2 separate regions of the Homo sapiens genome follow, and region 2 is linked to region 1. The links are chromatin contacts, found by Hi-C or POLR2A ChIA-PET in ENCODE. All regions are on one chromosome and are shown on one strand. The core of a region is the stretch at or near the end of the contact, and the rest is flanking DNA. Distances in the headings are between cores, read along the strand shown.

Evidence for each region. A loop is a pair of places that touch in the nucleus more often than their neighbours do. ChIA-PET counts read pairs that join two places held with the same protein, here RNA polymerase II (POLR2A). Pooled maps may share reads with other maps.
Region 2: a loop to region 1 is called in a pooled map, with 5 times the contacts of the local background. The contact joins two enhancer-like sites. A Hi-C loop is called at or near these places in 8 of 37 single-sample maps with no recorded cell type and 7 of 50 pooled maps. POLR2A ChIA-PET finds 5 or more read pairs at or near these places in 1 of 52 experiments (activated CD4-positive, alpha-beta T cell).

Annotation. Positions count from the first base shown.
Region 1 is chr21:34,690,686-34,696,199 of GRCh38, forward strand. The region is part of intron 1 of CLIC6 (chloride intracellular channel 6); the gene reads left to right. Among named protein-coding and RNA genes, the nearest start is that of CLIC6, 24 kb to the left of the region's middle. Within about 2 kb of position 2,753, at least 4 of the 41 ENCODE cell types and tissues checked have a DNase peak (open chromatin) inside an H3K27ac peak, as active enhancers do.
Region 2 is chr21:34,980,560-34,986,073 of GRCh38, forward strand. All of the region lies in intron 2 of RUNX1 (RUNX family transcription factor 1), which reads right to left. Among named protein-coding and RNA genes, the nearest start is that of RUNX1-IT1, 56 kb to the right of the region's middle. Within about 2 kb of position 2,717, at least 10 of the 41 ENCODE cell types and tissues checked have a DNase peak (open chromatin) inside an H3K27ac peak, as active enhancers do.

The DNA of each region.
Region 1 (5,514 bases), core at 1,503-4,002:
AACTGCCCCCTTTGAAAACAGGAGCCTTTGAATATCTGCTCCTCAACTGCTTTATGGACAATTACATGAAGCTGATTTCAGCCTGGGTCAGGGTTAGTGAATCCTGAAATAGTGTGGGTGCCCCCTCCTTTTCTTTTCCCCAGGGTGAGGGTGGGAAAGGAGTTATAATACATGTCAAAAAAAAAAAAAAAAAAAAGCATGTGGCACAGAAAAGAATTCCTTATAATAAAGCCCAGACTTGGCCAGTCAGGCTGGTGTTTCTCCCTGTTTGGAGAGCAGCTGATCCCCTTTGGTCTTGGGCCACGGCCTTCCTCTCGTGTGGGTCAAACCAGGCCATATAGTTGTAGTCACTCACAGTGGAAAATGGGGGAAGGTAAAGTTTCCAGATAATTCCATAATGTCTGAGGTATCCTAAAGCTCTCTCTCTAAATTGCTAACTTCTACAGGGAGGTATTGTATGTCTTTGCTCACTGACATAGAACTTTCAAGGTTAGCAAATAAATTTTCCATGAACTAGGAACCCTTTAACTTGTAAAGATTCAGAGACTACAAGGAAATGCAAAACTGGAATCTAACAGTTAAAACTGGAGAAGTCACTCCTCTGAACATATTGATAGTTCTAATAAAATGTTGTGATTTCCCTAAATGCCACACTTTTTTTTTGATTCTGACCCTGATTTCCCTTCTCTTGAAGCTTAAAGCCAAGTTTTCTGATTTAATACATAATATGATTTTTATGCACTCCTGGTTGATTCTTTTGTCTGCTTTCACCAATGCAAAATGTCAGGCTGGCTTAAGTGTAAAGCTTGTGAAACCCGAAGTTTTGGTTTAGTAATACAGGCTTTCCTTTCAATCTCTGTGGCCAGGAAAAAAAAAAAGGGAGTGTCGGGGAAAACTAGCAGGTTGATACAGATGAGGTTTCTTAAACATGAGGATATAGGGCAAGGTTTACCAAATTTGCATTTAAATGAAAAATACCATCCCACTCTACCATTGATCTGGTGTTTGGTCCTACAGCACATTGTGCAATTGCCTTGCTCCTTTACAAGCAATTTTGTTTGTGCTGAGAGCCGTTCATTTGCGTGCTTTTTTTGTTGAAATTGTTCCATTAAGGAAGGCAACTGCAGGAGAAACTGATGATGTAATTGACTACAGGTGGCTCTTGTTCTTTTTGCCCTTTAAAATGAAGCAAAACTTTTCAATGAACGTGTCATCCATGAGATCTATTGAGAACTTTAATTTAGCAATCCAAATCTTCTTAGTATTTTAGGTTGCTATTTTTTTCAGTATTCCAGGTGACTTAATTTTAACATTTGAATACTAGGATACTTTATGGTAACAATGACCAGCTGTAGTCACTAAGACAGTTTCTCAAAACTGCCTCAAACTTTTTAGAAAGAGATCTGACAAGCATGTCTTTACAAAATGTAATTTATTAAGACAAGAGTGCTCATTTAGCTTTGCCACTTCTTCAGCCACCTCTGAGAAGGTGTCACCGTTGAGAAGGTATAGAAAAGTTATGAAAACGAACACCTTCACTTTGTGTATAAGGAAATGGACAGATAGTGTCAACTCATGGGGAGGTTAGAGGTCACTGGAGCTGGTGCCCCCTTTTAGTTTGGCCTGAGGGAAGATGACCACATATGTAGCTTGACGGACTGTGGCTTTTTTCTAGACAATCCTCTGTGATTCAGACTTTCATGAAAGGCTGGTGGGGGCATTTGTAGATAGGTGGATTCTCCCAGATCTCGCAAATCATACCACATAGATGATCACCTGCTTTCTACCTGACTGCAAAGCCTCTGATTTCTGGAGTCTTTTAAAAGGAAGTGTTCTAAAATCTATATTGGCTCTAAACCTGATCTCATAATAATTCCCTTAAGAACCCTTAAGATATTTCTGTTTACTCACTAGTTTCAGTGTAAACAAAAAGTACTATACAATTCCCAGCTCCCAGCTGCAGAGAAGTTTCATATATTGGTCATTGAAACTGACCTGAGTATGTTTGAAGGACTGGACTTTTTTCATTGTTAATAGATTGCTCTAGGCCTTTGGCCTCTTTAAAACTTAAAAACATTATAAGGAAAGAGGAAGAGAAGGCAGGTGCCTCCCCGGACCCCCACCTCCAGGGAGCTGTGCATTTCTAAAGAACTTTGCAGAAGAGCTGGGGAATTCTGAACCAGTTGAGAAAGCTGAGTCTGAACACTTTTAGAGATAATTAGAATTTCTTTTTCTTGGTCTGCTCTGCCAGCATATGGGGTGACCCTACTCTCCCACCACTGGACTTCCTCCCCAGCCCCACCCCTTGTTCTTTAATGAGAGTCGAGAAATAATTTACCAATCGTAAATTGCTGTTTTCCTAACATAAGGCAAAGTATGCACCATCTAGCTGCTGACCTCAAATCAAGATGCATTTTTAAAAGCACACTGTTCAGGTCCTAATTCTGTTTGAGGTGCCTAGACAAAAAGACATTGCCTTCTTCCGGTGATTCTTTTGTGAAGTCTAGGAGGTCTGTCAGGGGTTAGAAAGACCAGCTTGTCCTAGTTTTTCCAGGACTTTCCTGGTTTTAAAACTGAAAATCCTGTGTAGCAGGGAATCACTGAGTCCCAGGGAAATCTAGATGGTTTAGTCCCCCACTAGGGGCTAAAAACTAACTTGTAGCATTTTCCCACAAAACCTAATTAGGAATGGAGACCGTAAAAGGGAAAGTGATAAATGAGTGCATCTCTTGACCACTAGGGGGCACCAATGGCCTCCAGAAGTTGTTTCCCTACCTTGACGTTTGAGGGTAGGTTCTAAAAACCATAGTAAGGAACCAAGATTTAAAAAGGCAAAATGTCATGGGTAGTCCCTTCATCCTCTTGTGGTGATGATCCAGGTCTGTGCCCTGTTAGATTTTTGGCTAGAGGGACCTCAAATCACTCTTGCCAAGTTGAAAAATTGGCGAAAAATAACCATGTGAAGCCAAATAGAAAGTTCCATTTGGAGCTTGTCCATTAGAAGCTGTGGCCCCAAAGGTGATGTGAAGGAACAAGCAGGCCTGCCCACAGTTCAGGTCGAAACAGTTACTATAGTTCACAAGTCGACGTAGAGGAGTTGTGGTCTTGCCTTGTGACAGGGTTTGGATCTGTGTCCCTGCCCAAATCTGACAGCGAATTGTGATCCCCAGTGCTGGAGGAGGGGCCTGATGGCGGGTGATTGGATCATGGAGAGAACTCCCCCCTTGCTGTTCTCTTCATAATGAGTTCTTATGAGATCTGTTGTTGTTGTTGTTGTTGTTGTTGTTTTCTTTTTTTTTTTTTTTTTGACGGAGTCTTGCTCTGTCGCCCAGGCTGGAGTGCAGTGGCACGATCTCGGCTCACTGCAAGCTCCGCCTCCTGGGTTCACGTCATTCTCCTGCCTCAGCCTCCCAAGTAGCTGGGGACTACAGCACCACCACGCCTGGTTAATTTTTTTTTTTTTTTTTGTATTTTTAGTAGAGGCGGGGTTTCACTGTGTTAGCCAGGATGGTCTTCATCTCATTACCTCATGATCCTCCTGCCTCAGCCTCCGAAAGTGTTGGGATTATAGGCGTGAGCCATCGCGCCCGGCCAAGATCTGGTTATTTTTTTGTTTCTCTTTTTTATTTTTGAGACAGGGTCTCGCTCTGTTGCCCAGGCTGAAGTGCGGTAGTAGAGCAGTGTGATCTCAGCTCACTGCCGCCTTGACCTCCTGGGCTCAAGCAATCCTCCAGTCTCAGCTTCCCAAGTAGCTGAGACCACAAGTGCATGCCACCATGCCCAGCTATTTTTTGTTTGTATTTTTTTGTAGTGACAAGTTTTCACCATGTTGCCCAGGCTGAAATCTGGTTGTTTAAAACTGTGTGGCACCTCCTCCTTTGCTCTCTTCCTCCTTCTCCAGCCATGTAGGATGTGCCTGCTTCCCCTTCACCTTCTGCCATGATTGTAAGTTTCCTGAGGCCTCCCCAGCCATGCTTCCTGTACAGCCTGCAGAGCCATGAGCCAATTAAACATCTTTTCTTTATAAATTACCCCATCTCAGGTAGTTCTGTGTAGCAATGTGAGAATGGACTAATACACCTTGGTTGTTAGAGGTTTGGTGCAGGGATTCTCACTTTTTCTCCATGGCATCCATGGCCATCATGCAAGTCTTTGGAAAATGAGCAGAGTGGCTCTATGCAGGAAGTTTCTGAAATAGGCTAAGTACTACCTGCTTCAGGGTTTCCTCCCTCTGCAAGTTGATGAGTAGTTGACCTGCTGAACTGTGCTGGGGAAAAGTTGAGGATTCCCATGTGGAAATTCAGCTGTATTCATTTTCTATCATTGCCATAACAAATTACACCACAAGCTTGGTGGCTTTGAATAACTCCAATTTATTAACTCACAGTTCTGTTGATCAGAAACTTGACATGGGTCTCACTGAACTAAAATCAAGGCACTAGCAGGGCTGCATTTCTTTCTGGAGGCTCTAGGAGATAATCCAGGTCCTCACCTCCCCAGCTTCTAGAGGCTGCTTGCATGTCTTGGCTCATGGCCCCATCCTCCGTCTTTACTCCAGCCATATTTCATTTCTCCGACCCTTCTTCCCTAATCAAACCTGTCCTGACCACAGCTGGGAAAGGTTCTCATTTTCAAGCGCTCATGTGATGAGATTGGGTTTGCCTAATAATCCAGGATAATCTCCCCATGTCAAAATCCATAACCTTGATATCATTTGCAAAGTCATTTTTGCCATGCAAGGTAATGCATTCACAGATGCTGTGAACTAGTACATGGACATCTTTGAGAGGTCATTATTCTTCCTACTGCACGAGTAAATGCCCCAGAGCTTGTTCTCTCACATTCTGTCATGGTCATTCCAGGCCATGGCCAGAGAGAGTGTGGTCAAGGGTTGACCTATTTGGAAAGTCAGTTTGTGGTTATTTGCTTGGCTGTGTTGGGGATTGCCCTATTGACCCTAACCAGTGTCTTCTCAGACTCTGAAATGAGAAAAGCAAGTCTGAAAAGTCCCTTTCCTACATGAGGAAGTGGCCTTACTTGGTGTGCTATGCTCTCTGGGTGCTTTTATTGAAAGCTATTCATAGCCAAGGCAGACATTGGTTTTACCTGCCTTAAAAAATTCCAGACCCAAATTCTTTTGGCTAAACGACATGAAATGTGCTACTTGGGGCCATGATGGCCTGGATTAAAGCAGATTCGATGAGATTTTCCAAGGAGATCCATGGCCCTGCCTGCCTTGTTGGAAGAAAGGGTGGAATTGTTTGCCCAGATGCAGGCTTTGCAGGACTTCCTGGTTTCTGCATGTGGATGTCTGCCCCACTAGGTTGTCTAAGGGCATGGGAATGGAGGATGAGGCCTGTTGTTAATAAGGCAGAAGGACATTTTGCACTCTAGGTGTTGGTGTGGGGGAATGCAACATCAAACCCATTGTCATCTGGAGTTGTAGCAAGGGTTTCCTACAGAGGGGACAGAATATGCACACATGACTAGAGACCCCCCCCATCCCTGGCCTAC
Region 2 (5,514 bases), core at 1,467-3,966, 290 kb after region 1:
AAAATCAGTTGTTTGGATTTTCATTTCTGCTGAGTGTTCTCTTTTAAAATGACCTCTGCTATCCCGAGGGAAACAGTTTTCCCCATTACTGACGGAAAGTGAAGTCTCCTCAGAAGGAGGATTTCCCTTCCAGAAATTCAAAACCAGAAAAACTATCAAGACACTGTGATTGTGTGCCAGTGAACAGCCGTTTCCAAAGATTTGAATGGAATAATTTGTTTTTCATGGTTTGTAGGTAGCAGATAAAACTTACATGGAAAAATGGACAAGAAGAAATGGAAAATAAGACACAGAACCTGGAATCATCAGCTTAAAAAGCAATTTGCTTTATTTCAGCTGTGCCCAGAAATAGCTTGAGGTTACCAAGTGAGTATTTCTACTGGAAGCATCAGCTACAATTAGGTCACCAACTTAGAGAAGACGTAGGCGGAAATTTAAACACCAAGTCTATCATTATAAAGGTACTTTATCAGCAAAACTGTCAGCTATGGATGGTTGACTTAAAATTATTAAGAGGCTAAAATATCAAAGGAGAAGACAAGTCTGTGGAAGGGTCCCTCCTAAGATCAACAACAGCTGAGGGTCTAAACATGAGGAAGCGGCTTTAATAGCATTGCTTGTGGAGTTCGTTTTGAAGTCCTTAACTTCCACGCCAATCTGATGTGAGAAAAATAGATGCTTCCCTTTGGAGTCCTTGTTCCAACCATGGAAACCTGGGACACACACTTAATTCTGCTGGTGACAGAATGACAAATCTGTTATTGTTTAGGATAAGTGAGGCATGGCAATACTCTTCTGAATTTCGGTGAAAATTAGATGTGAAAATCTGTAATGGTACTATTCAAGCTTCCCCTTAAACAAGAAACATTGAGCAAATAAAAATATGGAGTCCCTGGACCTATTCTAGAAGCCTGGTGCCAAGGAATAGATTTTGCATGGATCAGCTTAAGCTCACCCAGGAATGGATTTAACTTTCTCCTGGAAAATTTATTTGAAAGTCCAAAAAAAAGAGTATTCATTATTTATGGATTTAGTAATGACTAGATTTTACAAATATTTGGATCCACATGAGCCATGGAATTCAGAATAATATTATTTCCTGCCATATTGGTAACTGATTTTTCAAAGAAGATTTTACTTGATAGTTAATTTAATCCATTTTGCTTGATTATTCAAATGTTCCAAAACACCCAGTGGTGGCCTATTTTTTTTTGTCTCTTTTCACTATAATAATATGGCTTGATGTTTCACAATGGCTGTATCTGTTTCCTTAGCTACAAAATGGTTCTGAGACCGGTCTTTCTGTATCTGTAGGTCATTGCCATCAGTGCAGCAAGGAGCCCCCCTCAACAAATCTCTCTTCTTTATATGGGGCTGATGCTTGGCCAAAAGCCTGCAAGGGTGAGTCTCAGAACAGCTGCTAAAAATGCAGCTGGATAGTGAGACAGAAGTGCTCAATGCCAGTTCGCTGGGCACATTCGTTAGTACATGCCAATGCTGGAGGAGCCGTACAGACAGAAGGCACTTCATTTCATCCGCAGGTCACTAAATGCCTTTGTCCATTTCCTGCCTTTCCTTTATCACATGGATATTAGCGCTTATCTACTCAAGTCATTATAACTATAAATCGCTACCATCTTTCTTACCAAGGATTTAGTCTTTTGTGCCACATACAAGGTGTAGAGAATTCTTCTAGGGATAGACTTCTAAGTCCAAGCTACCCAGGGAACTACCATTTACATCATTCATTAAGTAAAATAAAGATTGTTGTTGATGAAGGGGTAGCTCTTACTAGGGTCCCAGGGTTAGTCCAAGGCTCAATTATGAAGTCAAAAGGGGTGTGTGTGTGTGTGTGTGTGACGGAAAGAAAGAGAAAGAAAGGGAAGGAGGAGAGAGTTTGGATTGGGAAAGTTACCATCCACTCTCCTCTTAGCATACCTAGTTGTCAATTTTCTGTTTATGTTTTATATAGCCTCATTAATGATTGCGATACTATTACTATGTTTACTTTTTTTATTTTTATTTTTTGAGATGGAGTCTCACTCTGTCACCCAGGCTGGAGTGTAGTGGCGCGATCTTGGCTTATTGCAATCTCCGCCACCCGGGTTCAAGTGATTCTCCTGCCTTAGCCTCCTGAGTAGCTGGGATTACAGGCGCGTGCCACAACACCCAGCTAATTTTTGTATTTTTAGTAGAGACGGGGTTTCACCATGTTGGTCAGGCTGGTCTTGACCTCCTGACCTTGGGATCCGCCTGCCTTGGCCTCCCAAAGTGCTGGGATTACAGGTGTGAACCACTGCATGTGGCCTATCTTTACTTTTGAAATAGGAAATGAACTCAGAAGTTAAACCATCTTTCAAGGTCTTATAACCGTTAGGTGGTAGAACCAAGATTTGAAGCCTAGTTGGTCTGTTGCCAAAGTCCACTATATTAAGCTGTTTCCCAAGTGAATCTTTAGGAACATTCCAGGCACCTAGTTCTTCATCCTTTTTGGTTCTTTCTCTCATCCATGATGTCTGGTAGGTTACAAAGAGAGAAGGCATTAAATGTGTTGTTAACCAGCAAGCGCATGAGGTAGAAATTTTGGAGGATTAAGGCTTTATTGAACCCACCAAATCATACTCCAGGCATCTGTCTTGTTTTTCACTGTAGCTTCTAGGAAGGTTAAGCATTAGAAACTCGAATGGTGATGTGAATCATAGGAAGCGCTAAGCTAAACTACTGAATGAGTCATTCTTTCCAGAGACAATGGCCCTTATTTCTCTCAAACTCTTAACAGACTTACAAATGAGGGTAGAAGAAAAGCTACTTAAATTTACTACCCCTACTAATAACACCAAAATAAATTTATTACTCTACTACAGAGCTTTCACTTTTTCATAAGTTGTTATCAACATTTTGATTTTTGGGTTATCAGAACATCTAACAGCATGTTCTAAATGTCAAATAAAAGGTAATTACATGAAATGATAATGATATACAATCTCTTTACTGTCTTATCTAAGACAATCTCTTTTGTGTGCTGGGAGTACAACAAACTTGATTCTTGGCTACCTGGGGCAGGGGTTTAGATTACTAAGAATCCTAGAACTACACACAGTCTGCCATAAAACTTATCTGTGGAGGAGACCATTGCAATAGCTATAACTCTTTGGTGTGTTGTGGGGGGAAAATGGTTTGAGACTCACTATTTCAGAGGAAGTGGTGGCAAAAGGAAGAGGAGAATGAAGTTGGTAGCTTGCAGAAATAGCAGAGTGGAGTAGCTAAAACTTAGCTAGTGGTTTGGTGTGGGGGTGGAGCAGGGTCATCACCATTAACTCTGAAGTTTAGCCCTGCTGACTCAGGGGCCAATGGTGCTGCTGCCAGAAATAGGGGAGCTGGAAAATCTGAGAAGATGATTAATTCAGCTGGGGACATATTTGCCTCAAGGTTCCTCAGAGGGGCATCCCCAGTGGATGTGTTCAGAAGTCAATTGAAAATAAGGCCAGCACCCAGAAATGGGCTGAGCTGGAGGGTTAGAGTTGCCAGTCATGGGTCTATGGTGTTCAAGACAAGAGTGGCCAGATTCACAAAGGGAACAAGGTGGACCAGAGAGAGAAGAGAGCCTGGGACAGGGTCTAGGATGTATTTGGAGTAAGAGAGAAGGAAGAGTAGCTAGAGAAAAAAATGTGGAAAAAGCAGTGATAATAAGATAACAGAAGAAATCATCACAGTGTGAAAAAGCAAGGCCAAGGATGGATAATTTGTTCTTGGAGGATGAAGTGGCCTAGACTATAAGCCCCAGAGTAGCAAATCAGTTAGCAAAGTGGCCAATCTCAGTATGTCATTGTGCACCAGAAGGTCCCATATGAGGGCAGAAAAAAAACTATAGAACTATACACAGTCTTCCATATAACTTATCTGTGGGGGAGGCCACTGCAATAGCTACGGCTCTTTGGTGCGCTGTGGAGGAAAAATGGTTTGAGATTCACTATTTCAGAGGAAGTGGTGGCAAAAGGAAGAAGAGAAAGAAGTTGGTGGCTTGCAGAAATAGCAGAATCAAAAAGAAGAGTATTTTAAGACAAGAGAAATGCCCAGCCAGTGGAGAGAGACCAGGAGTGGAGAGGAGAGAAGTGCAGGAAGGAAAAGAAGGGAATGAAGGGTTGATGGAACAGTTCTAGAGGAAGCTGGAGGGCTTGAGTGCAGAAGCACAGTTATGTGGCACATGTCTGCAAAGTAGTTGGGCAAATACAATGTCCATCAGAGAGAGGTCACATGAAGATGCAGATAGACCCCGTCATGTGAAGGAAGGAAGTGATCAGGTACTTTCCATAGAACTCATTTCTCTTCTCAGGAATACAGGGGTGACAGGATCTTCCCAGAGGACAGGCTGCATGGTATGGGGGTCAGGGCTGGCAGCCCAGGCCAGGTTTGGAATAGCCCCAAAATATATAGCATGGTAGGAGGTTGTGCATGGATATATTGAGTATTCAGTGCACAGGTTAGGATGAAAAAATTGTGTCAAAGTAGTTATGTGATTCCAATAATACTTAGAAGACTTAGAACAAGAGCAGAGAAAGTAAGTGGTCATCCTGAGTTAATAAATGAAGGTAAAGAACTTAGCACTCCATTGAAAGGTACAGTAATTTAATATTGATATTAGATTGATGGGTCCTTCATTTCCCTATGGTCTCATCATAGTTTCTTGCAATAGGGATGACAGAGCAGGGAGTAATAGGCTGCCAGCAGGACCTCAATGGAGTGACCCAGTCTTGGGTTCAGGCCCATCGGGGCAGAACTAGGTTTGTCAAAGGGTGCTTGCTGACTGGCTTGGAGAGCAGAGGTAGCCAGAGGTGTCTGGGGTCACCATGAAGACGGCAAGTACAATCTGTAGGAGTGGAATAGGCAGGGAAGGAGTAGAAGCTGTGGATGGAAGAACATTCCAGAATGTGAGATCTTGGAGATGACACGATTTTTTCTCTGAAAGCTCTCAGCCCATGGTGAGCATTAAAACACTCTCAGGGCAACCACACACCAATCCCTATACTGACCCCTACTCCAAATGTTTAGGGTGGAGCCCTTTGGGGATACCATATGGGGGTTTCTTTAATATTCCTCAGTGGACTTGGCTTCCTTTCTCACAGACAGACAGGGACTGTTATGAATGGGGTACACACCTATTTTATTCACTCATATTTTATTATCCTATATTATATTATTATAGTCATTTCACTGCCACCAACATTTCCTTCTCCAACGATGTGGTATGCGGTGTAACAAATGGTTTTAGAGAAAGTGTCTGGTGGTCTATCAACAACTCTGACCAGACTTTTTTTTTTTTTTTTTTTTTTTGAGACAGGGTCTCACTCTGTCACCCAGGCTGGAGTACAATAGCACGATCATGGTCGCTGCAGCCTCAACCTCCTAGGCTCAAGAGATACTCCTTGTCTCAGCCTCCAAAGTAGCTGGTACTACAGGCATGCACCACTACACTGGGCTAATTTTTGTATTTTTTGTAGAGATGGGTTTTGCCAT